Linked DNA regions of Homo sapiens: region 1 is linked to region 2. Evidence: read pairs that join two places in POLR2A ChIA-PET (ENCODE). Cell type or tissue: MCF 10A. All regions are shown on one strand. Links, peaks and the distances in the headings refer to the core of each region. The heading gives the core; the rest is flanking DNA.

Region 1 (2,929 bases), core at 127-2,626, 250 kb after region 2:
TTGCAAATGTATTATAACTTCACTCTGACTCTATTTAATGGTATGATTCAATAAATTGTAGGTTCATCTTAATCTCCTCAAAATACTCTTGGCCTTTTGCCCAAAAGTGGGGGAAGGAATTAGTAACTAAAATAGCAAGAGAAGCTTGCTGTCAGTTAGTCTCCTGGAAAAGTACTATACTGAAGATTCAATATAGCAATACTGTAACTTACTAAGATGGTATATAAGGAATTAGACAGTGGAAAATTTAAGGTACAGATTAAGATTACAGCTACAGGACTATAAACATGGCACTAAAAAGTAAATGAGGCCAGGTGCCTCATTTAGCTGGGTGTGGTGGCATGTGCCTGTAGTGCCAGCTGCTTGGGAGGCTGAAGTGGGAGCATCACTTACGCTCAGGAGGTCAAGGCTGTTGTGAGCCGAGATCACACCACTGCACTCCAGCCTCAGCAACAGAGTAAGACCCTGTCTCAAAAAAAAAAAAAAAAAAAAAAAAGGGCCGGGCGCAGTGGCTCACGCCTGTAATCCCAGCACTTTGGGAGGCCAAGGCAGGCGGATTACCTGAGGTCAGGAGTTCAAGACCAGCCTGGCCAACATGGAAAACCCCATCTCTACCAAAAATACAAAAATTAGCTGGGCGTGGTGGTGGGCGCCTGTAATCCCAGCTACTCAGGAGACTGAGGCAGGAAAATCACTTGAACCTGGGACGTGGAGGTTGCAGTGAGCTGAGATTGTGCCATTGCCCTCCAGCCTGGGCAACAGAGCAAGGCCCCATCTAAAAAAAAAAAAAAAAAAAAGGACTAAATATGTACCGAACTCCATGTATATGAAAATACTGACCTAGATGTCTTCTTTATATAATTTCATGTTATTTTTATAACAATACTGTAAAATAAGCATTATGCCCTCCTTAGAGCTCAGAAAACCGAGTTTCTATGAGATTATATTACACAATTGATGCCCTCCCATTTCCTAGGTAGACCCAGATGTAGTAATACATGGATCTTCCACTTTCAGCCTGTGTAATCCTGAACAAGTCACTGAAAATCTGGGAGCCTCATTTTCCTCACCTGAAAAATGAGTAATGAGACCTACCTTACTACTTCCAAAAGTTATCACAAATACACTTAATAAACTACAAAACAAAACACAAGTGGTGGTTACTCTTATTAATACAAACAACTAGTTAATAAGAGAAAGTGATAGAGACTGATTTCTAAACTGTTTCCTGACACTTTGTTTTCAAATGCTTGATGATGCAATACTGAGCTGTGTTTTCCCAGCAAGGTCTTTGGGGTTGTCAATGAATCATTTCCTTCACATTCACATGAAAGATATGCCTGGGTAGATCAGGTTCCCACCCTGTTTTATCTTAACAACCCATACATTGCAGGTAAGCAAACAATTAGTATTGTTCAGAATTTCACTTACAGAAATCTAACATTCCCTCTCTGCAGATATTTTTCAGCACAAAGAACGGGGACTTTTGGGTCATTGACCTACTGACACTGCATTTACAATGACAAGTTCTATGTCTGCAACGTAAAAGGCAAGAAGACTAAATCTGTTTTCCATTTTTCTTGTGAACTAAACTGGGTTTTCAAAGAATACCTTATGTGGATCTACAACATAAAAGACAGCAAAATAAATATTTTATTAGAATATTTTATCAGTTCAACTTTGTAACATATATTATAAGATTAATCAATGGTAACAATAAGTTTTAAGGAACATAAATTTGAAATTGAAGATTATTCATGACAGTAATAACAAATCTAAAAATAACCTCAGTATCCAATTTATTTTATCTTGCTGTTTGGTTTTTACTAAACTAAGTCTGATTCATAAGCAATTGCATATGAGAACAGTTTTTTAATATTTTGCCACATTTATTCCATTTATTCATCAAACCATCCATTCATCCTTCTATTTTTCATTTGTTTACTGAACCATTTCAAAGTAAATTATAGATAATAGCATGCCTCCCTCGTAAACCTCTTGGCATGCATCTTTTAAAAATTAGGGAGTTTTCTTAACATAGCCACAATACCATTATCACTCCTAAAAATTTAGGGATTCCTATAATAATAATTCTAATATCTAGTCCTTATTCAGAATCCCAATTGTCCCTCAAACTTGTTCTCCCAACAGGATCCAATACGGAATTACACATTGTTTTCATGTTTACATCTCTCAAGTTTAGTTTATCTTAATATAGCTCCCCCTGTGCCCCATCACCTGCTCTTTTTCCCATCCCACTGACCTGAAGAGACCAGAGTAGTGCCCCACATTCTGGAATTTTTTTGAGGGTTATGCCCAATTCTTTCATTTATTTATTTGCTTTTAATTTTAAATTCAAGAGGTATATGTGCAGGTTTATTACATGGGTATAATACCTGATGCTAAAGTTTGAGCTTCTAATGATCCCATAAACCAAGTAGTGAACATAGTACCCTTGCTCCCTCTGTCTCTCCCTCCTTTTGGAATCCCCAGTGTCTATTTTTCCCATCTTTGTGTCCAAGTGTACCCAATGTTTAGCTCCCACTTAAAAGTAAGAACATGTGGTATTTGGTTTTGTTTCTGCATTAATTTACTTAGGATAATGGCCTCCAGATGCATCTACGTTACTGCAAAGGGCATGAATACATTCTTCTCTGTGGCTGCATTGTGAACCTGGTGGATATTCACCACATTTTTTTAGTCCAGTCTACCGCTGGTGGGCACCTAGGTTGATTCCATGTCTTTGCTATTGTGAATAGTGCCATGGTAAGCATAGCAGTGCAGGTGTCTTTTTGGTGGAACGATTTATTTTCCTTTGGGTATATACCCAGTAATGGGATTGCTGGGTTGAATGGTAGTTCTATTATTAGTTCTTTGAGAAATCTTCGAACTGCTTTCCACAGGCGGTGAATTCATTTGCATTCCCACC
Region 2 (2,929 bases), core at 341-2,840:
CAGAGATCAGGCTTCTTTTAATCCTTTTCATCCTCTTTAACTTCAAGCTATTTCTTGTATACCATCCTGTGTGTGTGTGTACACCTGACCCATTCCTACTCATTATTTTTATATTAGTATAAGAACATCAGTAGATCAGTTACCCATCAACCCAAGCTGAATATGTCATCAATTAAAAATAGTTACTGGCCATTCTCATATTTCACACTTTTAGCATTCTTTTAACAGGTACCTAGATGTCTATTTAAATCCAAATAGTCAAACAATAATAACAAGATTGTTTTCACAGGACATTGACGTTTGATATAACACACTTGAAGGAATTCTGATCGTTTAATTAAATTGATACTCTCTTGTAACAGGAAATCGACACAACCCCTTTGGAAAACTGTTGGCATTATTAACCACTTTGCAAAACTGTTGGCATTATTTACTAAAGCTGAAAATACACAGGATTTCCACTCTTGAATAATACCTATATATGTGTGCATATATACACACACTACACTACAAAGAGACGTGCAAAAGATTGTTCATTGTGGAATTATCTGTAACAAAATAAAACGGAAACAACTCAATTCTCTATCACCTGGAAAATGGAGAAATAAAATTATGTATATTCGTATAATAAAGTCTTTTATAGCAATAAGAATGAATGAACCAAGCTACATACAACAAGAATACAGCTCATAACCTAATGTTAAGCAAAAAATGTCAGACACAAAGGAATGCATACTGAATGATTCCATTTATATAAATGCCACAAAGAAGCAATCTATTCTATATATTAATCTGTGATGACATACTAATGGCAGTGGCAGTAGAGGAACAATGATAGTGCCTGAGAGGAAGCAAAGGGGGCTCCTTGGATGTTTCATGATGTTGTCTTTCTTGACTGGGTTGTGGTTTAATGGATGTTTACCTTGAGATAACTGGTTCAGCTGTACATTCATGTAATATGCACTCTTTCTTCAATAAAAAGTTTTAAAAGAAGTAATGATACATAACCAATATTTCTGATGCACGGAGGAGGTATTATGTGGAAAAGCACCAACAACTCTTGGTTAAAAAGTGACTTGGAAGAGTTAGACTCTGAATGTGAAGTTTTAGGAATATCTTAAGCAATTTATTTTGCTTATATGTTTCTTTTTATTATGCATAAGGAGGATATATGATAAAATTCTCTGTATAAGTAAGCCTTAGAGATCTCCTTTAATAAGTATCAATTTAAAATTCTAAGTGATATGGAAGTATAGTGACAGGTTTTTTTCTTAGTGGTACATAAAATAATGGTACATTTTACTATCTATGGTTTCTTAGATTCGATGGTATATAATATAAAAGTTATTGTTTATAAATTTAATTTATCCAACAAAAGGATTCAGAAGGCAGTGAAATCAGGAAGTTGGCATACTCATAAAGAAATGTTGAAGCACTGGCCATGTAAATGCGAAGCTGAGTCAATGTAAGCAACAGTAGTACTAAGCTCAGCAAGTCTTAACTTGTACAGTGATTACGCAGAGTAACAGTTAAGCATAAAATCCAAGTAAAGAAAGAAGGAATTTAGAAGATGGATTAAATGAGAGCTGTATATCTGCTGTGGTTTTTAAAATTTCTGGTTAGCCCAGGGAAATTATTCAGCTTAGGTCCACCAACTTGGGCTAACTGCAATTACAGTTATGAGAATGAACCAAATATCTGCATCTTCCTAACTCCCACTTTTACTTTGTTTCTAAGTTGCCTGTGTACTTGTGTTATCTCCCCCACTAGACCATGACACCCTAAGGACAGGAATAGTCATATTTCTCTTGCATCCTCTATAGCATCCAGGTAGTGCTGAAAATATAATAGACAATTAGTAATCCCCCAAAAAAACACCTCTGCATTATAATGTCTCAGTTCAAGTATGATCCAAGCAGTTTTTGTCAAAGACATCAAGAGGAACCTCAAGCGCTCTGAATGCTAATTCATCTTCACTGACTGTAAGCACCAGAATTAACCTATCTTCCCAGTTTATACACATGTCTGGTGTTAAGACGCAGTTGTAATTCATGTTTCATAGACTCAACTGCTAATGTAGAAGTTTCAGGCTCCTACAAAATCCCCACCACCCTACAAATATTTCTGGGGATCCTCCAGTAGATGGCTCACCTATACTTAGTAACAAATCCACTCCTGGTGTCTGCTACTGCCACTCTCTCCTGTCTTTTCTACCAGTGCATCTTCCAGCCAACACCATGCTCCATGGGTACTTCTCTCTCCCACCAGAGAGGAGATAGCTGCACTTTACAGTGTTTTCTTGGAAAAGAGGTGGGTAATCGCCTTGCCTCCTTTGGGGTCATAATCTGTTAAAGAACTATTCAGGCCAAGCTGCCACTGCACTAATGTCTTAAATTTAGAGAAATAGCCCTTCCAGTCTTTACTTTGTTCTCTCCTCACAACAGTATTGAAGTATTCATGTTGTGGGGGCTGGGCTTGGAGATAAATCGCAGCAATACACTCAGTGAGATCACAAAAACTGCCTCTCCCTTTGGTCTCAATAGAGCCTCTGGAAAAAGGCCCCTTTGGAATGTGGTAACAAAACCTTTCTTTGGGTCACCAAACTGTCACCTAAATTTGTTGTATGAATATCCTTAAATATACAGCTGATTGGGGCACTAGACTTTAAACCAGCAATTATTGACTTGGATATTGTGTTTAATGTATAAAAACAACTGCCTTTTGTTTCTATAGATTTCAAGTCCTGGCAGGTTCCTCGGGCCAGGGTGGCCCAGCCTACAAATGCCTGGCTCCTGAACAGAGGGGACCCAATGGCTATTTTCCAGGACAGATGGAAGTATCAGGACTGGGCAGCTACTGTTGCTCTTGCTGAGTCGCTAGAGGCGACATCATCTAATTTGCTTGGTTTTCGCTTGTACCCTCTCACTCA

Evidence for each region. Peaks named below come from ENCODE experiments on the same cell type or tissue, not always from the same donor. Only the 100,000 strongest peaks of a DNase experiment are listed, where the experiment ranks them.
Region 1: POLR2A ChIA-PET joins it to region 2 with 45 read pairs; 4 of 35 experiments call an interaction of 5 or more read pairs at or near these places.

What each region holds. Positions count from the first base shown.
Region 1 is chr12:46,428,965-46,431,893 of GRCh38, reverse strand. All of the region lies in intron 2 of SLC38A4-AS1 (SLC38A4 antisense RNA 1), which reads right to left. It overlaps LOC124902923 (a long non-coding RNA gene), which reads left to right. Exons shown (of 2, transcript XR_007063284.1): 2 at 1,458-1,662. Among named protein-coding and RNA genes, the nearest start is that of SLC38A4-AS1, 47 kb to the right of the region's middle. RefSeq lists enhancers at 1,214-1,508, 1,047-1,548. In MCF 10A, for the core only: no CTCF peak of the experiment used is centred there; DNase peaks (open chromatin) are centred at 1,023 and 1,283.
Region 2 is chr12:46,677,189-46,680,117 of GRCh38, reverse strand. No RefSeq gene overlaps it. Among named protein-coding and RNA genes, the nearest start is that of SLC38A4, 150 kb to the left of the region's middle. In MCF 10A, for the core only: a CTCF peak has its summit at 2,154 (motif pointing right); DNase peaks (open chromatin) are centred at 1,467 and 2,167.